3 separate regions of the Mus musculus genome follow, and regions 1 and 2 are each linked to region 3. The links are chromatin contacts, found by Hi-C or POLR2A ChIA-PET in ENCODE. All regions are on one chromosome and are shown on one strand. The core of a region is the stretch at or near the end of the contact, and the rest is flanking DNA. Distances in the headings are between cores, read along the strand shown.

Region 1 (3,717 bases), core at 944-3,443, 110 kb after region 3:
GTGCTGAGATTAAAGGTGTGCGCCACTACCACCCAGCTCCCCACCTTAATGATAATGGATTGAACCTTTGAACCTGTAAGCCAGCCCTATGAAATATTGTCCTTATAAGAGTTGCCTTGGTGCCTGTTCACAGCAGTAGAACCCTAACCAAGACACCCTTTCATGAAAAAAACCCTCTCCTCCCTCAAAAAAAAAAAAAAAAAAAAAAAAAGGTTCAGGGAAAGGAGAATAAAATGGGATGCTTTTTGAATTTGGCTTTGGACAGTCAATAGTTAACTACTGAGCTGTATAGTCTTGGCTCAGCATCATCCTCTTAGAAAAGGGTTGGAAGAAAGGAAACATGAGTGAGCAGGGTACTTTTGGATAGCTGTTCTTCTATCCTGGTGTTCAGGGGATGGAGGTCAGACATGGCTGGGCACTCAGTCCAAACTCAGTGTCACCTTGTAAAACTGAGGTCACTATTGTCCAGGGCCAGAATCTGCCCAAACTTTACGGCACCTGCTGGGGCCAAAACAGTAGTCACAGACCCACTACATTTGGCTGCTGCAAGATATGTCACATGAAAACATCCACACACCAACTCTTCACTTTCTAAGAAACAAATTTTTAATAATTTATTTTATTTTTATTGTATGTACATTGGTGTTTTGCCTGCATGTATGCTTGTATGAGGGAGTCGGATCCCCTGGAACAAGAGTTACAGACAGCTGTGAGCTGCCACATGGGTGCTGAAACCTGGTCCTCTGGAAGTCCAGCCAGTCCTCTTAACCACTGAGTCATCTCTCCAGCCCTAGAAATAATTTTTTTAACTTTGTGTGTGTGCACATATTCAGGTATGTGTGTGCAATGCCATTTTTGTGGAGGGCAGAGTAGAGTCTTGGGTGTTGGTTCTAGCCTTCTACCTTGTAGTCTGATCACTGCTACACACTCCCAGCTAGTTCATCTGAGAGGTTTTGGAAATGCTTGTCTCTGAATTCTGTAGGAGCTTGGATTACAGGATAATTACAAACACAGTATGACAACTGACTTGTGCCACAAGAACTTTACCCACCTAGGCATCCCAGTCAGTTTGCTTGCCACTGTGGTACAATCACTTCCCTAACATCCCTAAAGGTCCTCCTTACATAGTCACAATCACACATGGTGGCACGCAGAAGGCACAGTACTCTGCATCATCCAGCCATAACTGAACATTCACTCAGGGGCCAGTCACTCTTTAGCAAAGATAGTCCACACCCGCATACACACAGTATTACACACTGTCACAAAGTCCTCCTCCTTCTTTCTCCCTTCTCTCCAAGAACACAAGGATACTCACGCACTGCCGACGCAGAGCCACGGACACAGAACACTGCACACAGTACTACACAAGGTCACTTAACCCAGAGATACACAGTCACAGCTACAACTATATCCACACAACCCCAGGAATAAAGGTTATCGAGCACACAACACACTACAGGACCACGGGATACCACTTCCACAACCACAAGATCCCGGAACACATAACATCACATATGTTTGCACAGCAACAATCAGATATACACCTTGGAGACAGGTGATTACAACAGCACACTACTTGTAAGCACTGACAACCGGTCACCACCACAATCAAAACCACAATTAGAATCCCGCAGCCCAGTCCTGCTTCAGCGTGCACAACCCCGTTCAGGACACGCCTGTTCCCCACCCCCGTTCAGTACTCCCCAGACCATTTACCTTGGGTCTCAGTAGAAGGCGCGCGCATCCTGCTTCAGCCAAAGGTAAAGGTTTCATCAAAGTTGAGCTACAATGTCAGCTCGCTATGGACTCTGGGAAACGTAGTCCATAGCCACATCAGCCCCGGACAAAGATGGTGTCCTTTCACCTTGGGGTCTGGGCTCAGTGTATTATTGAGACGCCGCCCGTGAAGTACCAAAGAGGAAGTCCCCACTCCAAACATCTTACCAGGCGTGAGCTTATTTGGGTCCAAGTGACAACAATCTACTCTAAGAAACCCCAAATCACAAGAGGCGGCCAGGTTTGTGCGTGGGAGACGGATAAGCAACCCGCAGTGCCTTGTGGGAAGTGTAGTCCAAAGTCGTAAAAGCAGTATTGCTGATAATAGACAACAGCCTGGCTAGGCTTCAGTGAACAAGCCCTGAGATGTCGCGGAGACTTCTGGGAGTGCTCACTCACTCCCTGAGTGCGCAGACGCAGGGGCAGCGAGTGGACATTTTGGTCTTTGTCCGCGGGTCAGCACGGCCGTCGTGTCCACGTGGCGCCAAAGTAGGAGGTGGGATCTGGGCGTCCTGGGTCGGTGGGTTCGGGAGGTTGGAGGGCAGTGTTTCCGATCTTTGGAGGTGTAGCGCGGGGTTCAGGGAGTGGGCTGAAGAGCATTGGATCTTGGTGAAGGCGGAGGTGGGGGCCTCTGAGGAAAGCTTGAGCGTTTGAGACCGAATTTGACTGCAAAGTTTGACCCACTATTTGGAATGATTGAGTGGGTGTGGAGCTGGGTGTAGGATTGTGGGTGGCTATGCTTCACGAGGCAATGAGGAGACCCATGTTGAAGTATCACGTCTGCGCGGTAGTTCCCGAGTCGAAAGTGCTGATAATTATAACGGGGCCATCTTCCCGAAGAGCATCCGTTTTATTTGATTACTTGAAAGGTGGGATGAAGCTAAGGGTTAAATACTTTTAAAACTGTATTTATTGATGGTGAGTTTTATACGCAAATGCATTTCGTGATATGTGCAGAAAGCCTTAGTAAACATGTTTAGATTTTAAAAGACGATCTGTGTACTAAAACGCGGTTGTTTATGAATGGAGGTAGAATACAGATTACTCTGTCATGCTTAATTAAGGAAACATTTGGTTTGGAATTGTTTGTCCCGGGGGTGCCAGCCATAGACTTCATTTCTGATTTTTGAGGTACTTTAATAGAGCTGTTAGGCAAATTCGAGTTTCGGTTTGAAGAGCGTCATTTCACTAAAAACCCAGGATTAAGGGGTCTAATTTAGATTTAGGTTAGGCACAGTTCCTCATTTAAAGCATATATATATATATATATATATATATACATTTATTTGTGTGGGCATGCTTGCCACAGTCGGTTCTGTCCTCCATCATGTGGGTTTAGGGTCGGAATCCAGGTTGTCAGCCTTGGAAGCAAAGCGCCTTTGCACACCCCCCCCCCCAAGCTCTCTCACTGGTCCATGTTTTTAGTTTTTTGAAAAAAACTTAGTGATTACTGTGCTATATCGTAGATGTCATAACTCCTTCACGAGTACAGTTCTGTGAATTGTGTAGCACATGTGAAAAACTACTTCTCCCTGCTGTGGCAGTCATTAAAGACATCCGCAGCTTTGGCTTTTCTCCTAATGGTAAAAGTTAAGCAGTACCTGATTAAGATTTGCAAGTGGGTAGCTTTCAAATTTATGAATAGCTGCCACTAGTTGATACATTGTAAAAACAAAAAACAAAAAAACGAAACAAAAGTAGTTTTTTAAATATCACTGAAGCTGGACACATACACACCTTTAATTCCCAACACTTGGGAGGCAGAGGCAGTTGGATCTCAGAGTTTCAGGACCCCTTAACTACACAGAGAAACCCTGTCTTGAAGAACAAAAACAAAATGACAAGAAATCCCCCAAAGAAAAGCAGCTAGAATGTGAGGGTTTGCTTGTTGCAATTTTTTGGAGGTAATGTGTATTGACTCTTGACTGGGCTATATCC
Region 2 (3,402 bases), core at 739-3,238, 85 kb after region 3:
TGGGACTCAGGGAGACAGAATTAGAGGACAATATGACCACACTGGGTAGTGTGTATGGTGAAAAATGGGTTTTATTTTATTTTTGTTTGTACGTGTGTTTTGCTTGCATGCATGACTTTGTACATTTGTGCCAGCGCCTTCAGAGCCAGAAGAGGGAGCCTAGATCTGGACTTGAGACACTTGGGAGCTGCTTGATGTGGGTGCTCAGCACTGAACCCGGGTCCTCTGGAGGAACAGTCAAGACTCTTGACCCCTGAGCCATCCCCAAGCAAAACTCCCATGAACCTTCTTTTGTTTGTTTGAGACAGGGTCTCACCATGTAGCCCAGTCTGTCCTCTGGAACTCACTGTGTAGACCAGGCTGGCCTCAGAGTTCTCCCTGCCTCTGCCCCCTGAGTGCTGGGATCAAAGACAAGTGCCACCACGATAGGCTCCCTTAAGTATTTTTAAATCGTTGTTTTGAGATAAGACCCTGTGGTGTAGCTCGCCTGCCTGAGTCTTCTGAGGCCTGGGCATGTGTCATCATGTTTACTGTTGGTCTGAGGGCATGAAGCTGGCAGCCTCTTCAAGCCTTGGGTGGATGTGAGGACAAAGAGGTCTTCCCAAATGAGAGATGTCTGAGCTCTGGTCCAAAGTGGAGGACACAGACAGTCAAGTCCAAACACAGGAGTATTTGTAGGCAGAGGACAGGGCTTATGCCAGCGAGTTGAGCCTGAGGTCAGACTGCTCAGTGTGGCAGGGAGGGGTGTGGCAGAGAGGGAATCCACATTAGTCATCACCAAATGATTTATCCGCTAAGGCTTAGGCCTGGGTCGCCACCCTCTGTGCTCCCGCCTTTTAGAGTTTCCGGTTTCGACAGGTTAAATCTTGCTTCACACACACACACACACACACACACACACACACACACACACACACACACACAGGTTTGAGCAATGATTACCTGGCCTGGTCCCAGCAAGCCCTTAGGTGGCGTTAGTGCAATTACGGTCTTGTCTGCTGAGATCTTATTTGACTGATTATCATATTAAGTTATCGGAGATTCTTTGAACAGGTAAAGCAGACTGGTTGTTTAACCTCAGTTTACTTATACATAGAATGGGGACAATAACAGACCTATCCCACAGGCCTGCTTCGAGGACACACAACCTAGTGAGTGGAGAGTATTTAGGGACCGGCAGGTATTTGTCGATGTTGTTTAAGGATGAGCAAGAGTAAACGAGCTAAGGGAACCAGGTGAGCTCCCAGCTGAGGGAACAACATGGCGACATAGGGACTAACAGAAGAGCTGCCATTTACTATGTATTTATCACTTAATTCTGATAGGGGCTTACCCTAGTGTCCTCTAGGGTCTCATGTAGCCCAAGCCGGTCACAAACTTGTTATGTACTGAGAATGGCTGCCTGCCCTCACCTCCCAGTGCTGGTTTTACAGGTGTGTGTCATCACGCCTGGCTATGTTCCCGCCTTACACATGAGGAGGTCATTACTCAGAGACACCAGGTCACTGTTTTAGGGATGAGCAATAAAGACTCAAACCGAGGTTTATATAGTTCCTAGGGAGTGGCCAGACAGCCAGACTAGAAGCCCAACAGCGACCTGGGTGAGAGGCACAAACTGATGGTAAACTTAAGATGTAGATTCCTAGCATTCGGGAAACAGAAGCAGGAGGATTGTTTCAAGTTCGAGGTTAGCTAGGGCTTTAGGTCATCATTTAGAGGATGTTTAACAAACCTCTGTCTCAAAGTGCACAATGAATGAATGAATGAATGACAACTGAAGTCCTTTTTTGCAACTATATACTGCAACGGTGACCGGGTACCCTGTATCTAGTTCCTGGAGGCTCCAGTACCTGGGCGTTAGAATAATTTATTCGTACTCAAAGCTATTTAATCTGGACAGCGTTGAATTTCCAGCAGTGTGTGTATGGGGACGGATGAGCTAAGCAGAGACTTGCAACCATAACCCTCCCGCGCAGGCGCAGTCTGCAATGGAGGCTCTAGGACCGCGCAGACGACGGCTGGGTGGCGGCAGGGTCTAACCCGGAGTAGCTGCCTGAGTCACCGGCCCCGCCCTCCCGAACCGGACACAGCGGAGGCCCTGCAGCAGGCGAGCAAGACCGCGGACCGCCGGATCCGTAAGTGAGACGGGACACTCCAGTCCAGCACCCCTGCACCCTGTAGATCCGGAATCCGTAGTCCTCAGATCTGGCGAGACCCTAAAGTCTTGGCCCTTGGGGGGTCCTAGGACCGGTGTTCTCAGATTCGAACCATCGGGCCTGTCAGCCCCTCCAGAACACTCCTTACCATCCCGGATCTGACGACCAAAAAATATAAGCCCAAAGATCAGAGAGATACCCGGAAATTATTTTGGGCGTCTAGAACCACAATCCGAGATCGTGGTTCCCATTTGCGGTGGGAAGAACTCCGTTATCCAGGATCCTCCGGGCGCACAGCCATAATTTTTGGCCGGAGCCCACAGATCCCGTAGTGACAGTGTAGTCCCTCTGTCGAGAGTATCTGAATGTCTTAATCCACATTAGGAACTTCCTGGTCAGCCCTGGGTCATCCCTACCCTGAGCTTAATTTTGGAAGGCCTGGATCTGAGACACGTTCGGTTTTACACACCTTAGGGTTTCTACACGAGAATCCCCTGTTTTCCCGCTGCCTCAAGACAGGGTAAAGCAGGCAGGCGCTGTAGCCGAGGCTGGCCTTGAACTGGTCCTCCAGCCTCAGCCTCCCAATTTCTGGGATTACAGTAGAGCGCTACCACGCACGCCCAGCTGTACCCCTGTCCTCATGCCTATATATATGCAGTCAAGCCTGGGCCAGGGTACTTTCTAGACCCTAGGAGGTTTCACATCTCCTATCACCTGTCCAGACCCCTAGCTAGAGGCTCTGTCCCCATCTCGAGGCCTTAGTTTCCTCCCCAATCTAGTTGCCGGAAATGCTTGCTTTTTTTTTTTTTTTTTTTTTTTTTTTTGCGGGAAGGGCTGGGCTCCTGGCAAGGCCACTACCCGACCCACCCCTTTTACTTTACAGGACTCAGCTGCGATCATGTTCTTGGTGAATTCGTTCTTGAAGGGCGGCGGTGGCGGTGGGGGAGGCGGGGGTCTGGGCGGGGGCCTGGGGAATGTGCTCGGAGGCCTGATCAGCGGAGCTGCTGGCGGCGGCGGCGGTGGCGGTGGAGGCATGGGACTGGGAGGAGGTGGCGGAGGCGGTGGAACTGCCATGCGCATCCTGGGCGGAGTCATTAGCGCCATCAGGTAAGGCGGGGCCTGAAGGGGCGGGGCGGGCCAAATAATAAAGACTCACTTAGAGTCCGACCTGAGAATTCTTAATTAGTCTGGGCTGATCCATACCGGAAAACTGGCCCTAAGGGGATTCTAGCGAGGCTGGTGTCAC
Region 3 (3,935 bases), core at 1,353-3,852:
GGAAATGAGAGACCCATAAGCACGGCACAGCTAGCTGTACCAGCAAGCCAAGCTCTGTCTCTGTCACTCTGTGGAGTCCTATTTATACCCTCCAAACATCACGTGTCCTCCATGCGCCTTGCCTCAGCATGTGTGTCTGTCTCGGCTGACATCACCCTGCAGTCTGAGGAAGAGGCAAGAAACTGCAGTATACCACCGGGAGTTTTTTGGTACATTTTGGTATATTTGGTACATTTGTTGTTCCAGCAAACTCAGCTCAACTCTGCAATGTAAGGTGGACCAATACGTGCATTTTGTTGGCAAAGCATCCTTCATCACGTGACTTTTCATGTACTTGCTTTAGCAGAACATCCTCTCTCCTGTGTGTGCCTCAGCGAAACGGTCCGTCATAAGTCTGCCTTAATCTTTCACACCTGTGTCCACGGTAAGGCAACGTTCCTGCAAGTGTTGGCCCCAGCAAAACACCATCCAACTGACTTTCCAAAGAACCCTTAAGTTTCCACCTCAGACTGGAGCTGAGGATGACCTTGACCTCCTGCCTTCAGGTGCTCGGATTACACGTGTGATACAACATGCTCACAGGACAGCCAGTGTCAAAAAAAAATGTATCTAAAGGAATTCACTGACTCTCTCTACCCTGCACAAGAGCCCCTCAAAGGAGAGCTGGGAGACATGGACTTGATGAAGCCTGCTAGCTTAGCTGTAACTCTTTCTTTCTTTTTATTATATCTAAGTACACAGTAGTTGTCTTCAGACACACCAGAAGAGGGCGCCAGATCTCATTACAGGTAGTTGTGAGCCACGATGTGGTTGCTGGGAATTGAACTCAGGACCTCTGGAAGAGCAGTCAGTACTCTTAACCACTGAGCCATCTCTCCAGCCCCCTTAGCTGTAACTCTTGTTTCATGCATGCCAGCCATCTTGTTCATATTGCTGACATAAAAGCAACTTGACTGTAGACACAGAAAAATAGTTTGGCTCAGAGCAAGGGCAAATTGACCATCTTCTCCCTTTCTCCTCCTCCTTCTTAGAAATTCCCCAACTGCAGTCTTCACTCAGGACCCATCAAAATAGAGGTCAGCCTGAACTGTTATGTCTTTTTTTTTTTTTTTTAATATATATATGAGTACACTATTACTGTCTTCAGACACCAGAAGAGGGCATCTGATCCCATTACAGATGGTTGTGGGCCACCACGTGGTTGCTGGGAATCAAACTCAGGACCTCTGGAAAAGCAGTCAGTGCTCTTAACCATTAAGCCATCTCTCCAACCTTGAACTGTTATGTCTTAACTACTAAAAACTTAGGAGAAGGCCAACCACGCTGCAGCTCTCCCTGCACCTACTTATCAGATCATTATGCCTTTTCCCCCTATATAAACTGGCCCCGGAAATGTTTAGGGTTGTAGCTTACAGTTCCGAGTCTGGGTGATCAATCAGTTGGGTTTTTTTGTTGTTGCTGGTTTTTGTTTTTTGGGGGTTTTTTTTGGGTGGGGGGAGTTTCAATAAACCAGTCCTGTTTAACTGAGATCGGTTTTTAAGCGGTTTGTGCGACGCTTCCCAAACCCCAACAGACTTCTGGGCTAAAAATCAAACCCTTCCAACAAACATTTGATGGACAATAGTATGTGTTAGGCATTAGTCTAGCAACCTAGGAATAACAGGAAATGGGATAAAATTTGTTGGCTTCAGGGAGGGGCTGACATTCTAGTGGTGGGGACACCGTTGCATACCTCAACCTGTGATGCCCCAGAAAACCGTTTAAAGAGAAAAATAAGCCAAAAAATGAACAGGGAGAATGATGTGTGTGCACATCCCTCTCACCCCTTCCGCTCCCAAGGTAGCAATGAACTATCTACAGCTTCATAGCAGTAGCTCCCAAGACTCAAAGCTGGACCAACCCCGCCCCTCCCAGGGCCACGCCCCATGTTCGAATCTCCCAGGCCAATTGTCCCTGCCCAGGCGCCCCAAAGTGTTGGAGCCCTAATGTACTTATGTGTAGCTGTCCTACCCTGGCCAGTCCTGCCCAGTCAGCAATAACACTTGAGTCTGGGCCAAACCCTGTCCGGGTCCCCGAGCAATCCATCCGCCTCACGTCATCCCAGGGAAGAGCAACACTGCAACACGTGACAGGGGAAACTGAGGGCGCATGCGTACAAAATGTTCCTCGTGCTACCGCGGCTACGCCCCAATCACGGGATGGAGAGCAGCTGGCTACAATCTTCGCAATCCTAAACCTCACTATTTGTATAGGCAAGAGTAGGGCGGTGTTGTTCCCGACCCCAAGCCCACGGCTCTTTGGCTTCACCCTACCCCTATATCCATGAGACTGGTACAGCTTGAATAACTTCCCGGGACTGTTGCAAAAGACAGGATGAGCTCCATCAAAGTTAAAAGCTGTGTGTCTATGAACAGAGAAAGCACAGGTTAGTAGAGAAACCCAGCCAGACTCAGTAAGCAGTGAAATAGACAGGCCCTGGCCCCACCTTCCTTTAGCTCCGCCTCTTATCTCCCATTGGGCAATGAGCCTACCCGGAAGCTTTGTGATTGGCCAGCCGGGGTGCCGGCTGCGTCCAATGGGCGGTGGCGCCGGCTTTCCCGCGGCCATTCGCTATTCGAGTGGGTGCTGGCTACAGGCGGCTGTTAAGAAGCGTAACGGACACTGGTCTCCGACAGCATGATGGCTGCCTTAGCGGCCGGAGGTTATACGCGGAGTGACACGATAGAAAAGCTGTCCTCTGTCATGGCGGGAGTTCCGGCGCGGAGAAACCAGTCCTCCCCGCCTCCTGCCCCACCGCTCTGCCTCCGGCGGCGGACGCGACTCGCGGCGGCTCCCGAGGACACTGTGCAGAACCGGGTGAGAGGCTGGTCGTCCTGTTTACCCAACTCCGGGCTTCTCTGCCACCTTGGTCCCGCCTCGGGGCCTCGGTCCCTCCCATCGCTTCTTTATTTGCTCCCTCAGGCGGCTTCCCAGGCCCGCCTGGTCCGGAAGCCCCGCCCCCTTGGCAGAGGCTTTCCCCCTGCGTTCCTGCTGGCTTCAGGGTTTGGTGCTGCCCATCTTTCTGGCTCCACTTAGAGTTGGCACATTGCTTTATTTTAGTTCTAACTCCCGGGAAATGGTTTTGCATTTACAAATCATCTCTAATATCACTTTACTGTTCAGTGAGTGACCTAAGACACTTATCCCTTTCATTCCAGTGTGTCTTTGATTTTATTGGAATAGGGCTGGGGACCACTGCAGCCACCAGTGTGCTGTATCGGAGTCTGAGCGAGAGGCTGGCCTGTTGGCTCTTGCCACGCCTCCTCTGTAGCGCCTCGGGGTAAGGTGTGCTCTTCCAGGCCCCTATTTGGTTAACATTCCCCTGGTTTTGTTGTTGTTATATTGTTGTGGGTTTTGTTGTTGTTGTTATATTGTTGTGGTTTTTTTGTTTTTTGTTTTTGTTGTTTGTTTTTTCCTTTTGAGACAGGATTTCTTTGTGACTGAATTCATTCTGTAGACCAGCAGGCTGGCTGTGAGCTCTGAGATCTACCTTTCTGCCTCCGGAGTACTTGCCTGGCTTATTTGCGTAACATTTCTTGGTCTTCCTTCCTTTTTCTGTTCCTGATTTCTTTCCTGTTCCTTCACTAGAACTGATTTTTATCTACTTACGGCTTAAAATTATGGAGAATGTAAAAATCTTAGCACTGCTGCCTGGGGAGCAGGGTGTACAAAACAGTTCCACAAAATTTGAGTCACAGAAAGAAATGACTTTGGGTAGAAGGAATGCTATTAGTAAAACTTTTTTTTTTTTTTTTTTTGGTCAGGGTTTCTCCGTGTAGCCTTGGCTGACCTGGAACTGGCTGTGTAGACCAGACTGGCTGAGGTCAACTTTTGAGAGTTCATTCTCCCAGAGTCAGCTTTGGCCCCAAGGGCTTTTACCTACGGAGCTATTGGCT

What was found. Hi-C counts contacts between places; a loop is a spot of excess contacts on that map. ChIA-PET counts read pairs that join two places held with the same protein, here RNA polymerase II (POLR2A).
Region 1: a loop to region 3 is called in a map of heart, with 2.9 times the contacts of the local background. The contact joins the promoter of Zfp146 here to the promoter of Wdr62 in region 3. A Hi-C loop is called at or near these places in 1 of 37 maps with a recorded cell type or tissue (heart). POLR2A ChIA-PET finds 5 or more read pairs at or near these places in 3 of 5 experiments (Patski and embryonic stem cell).
Region 2: POLR2A ChIA-PET joins it to region 3 with 14 read pairs in embryonic stem cell. The contact joins the promoter of Capns1 here to the promoter of Wdr62 in region 3. POLR2A ChIA-PET finds 5 or more read pairs at or near these places in 4 of 5 experiments (Patski and embryonic stem cell).

Annotation. Positions count from the first base shown.
Region 1 is chr7:30,168,217-30,171,933 of GRCm38, reverse strand. Zfp146 (zinc finger protein 146) reads left to right here and starts at 2,193. Exons shown (of 2, transcript NM_011980.4): 1 at 2,193-2,275. It overlaps Gm5113 (predicted gene 5113), which reads right to left and starts at 2,059. Exons shown (of 3, transcript NR_157376.1): 1 at 1,720-2,059.
Region 2 is chr7:30,193,739-30,197,140 of GRCm38, reverse strand. Capns1 (calpain, small subunit 1) reads left to right here and starts at 1,988. Exons shown (of 11, transcript NM_009795.4): 1 at 1,988-2,135; 2 at 3,040-3,263. The coding sequence starts at 3,055.
Region 3 is chr7:30,279,077-30,283,011 of GRCm38, reverse strand. Wdr62 (WD repeat domain 62) reads left to right here and starts at 2,602. Exons shown (of 33, transcript NM_146186.4): 1 at 2,602-2,856. The coding sequence starts at 2,680. It overlaps Thap8 (THAP domain containing 8), which reads right to left and starts at 2,918. Exons shown (of 3, transcript NR_144498.1): 1 at 2,532-2,918; 2 at 2,313-2,404.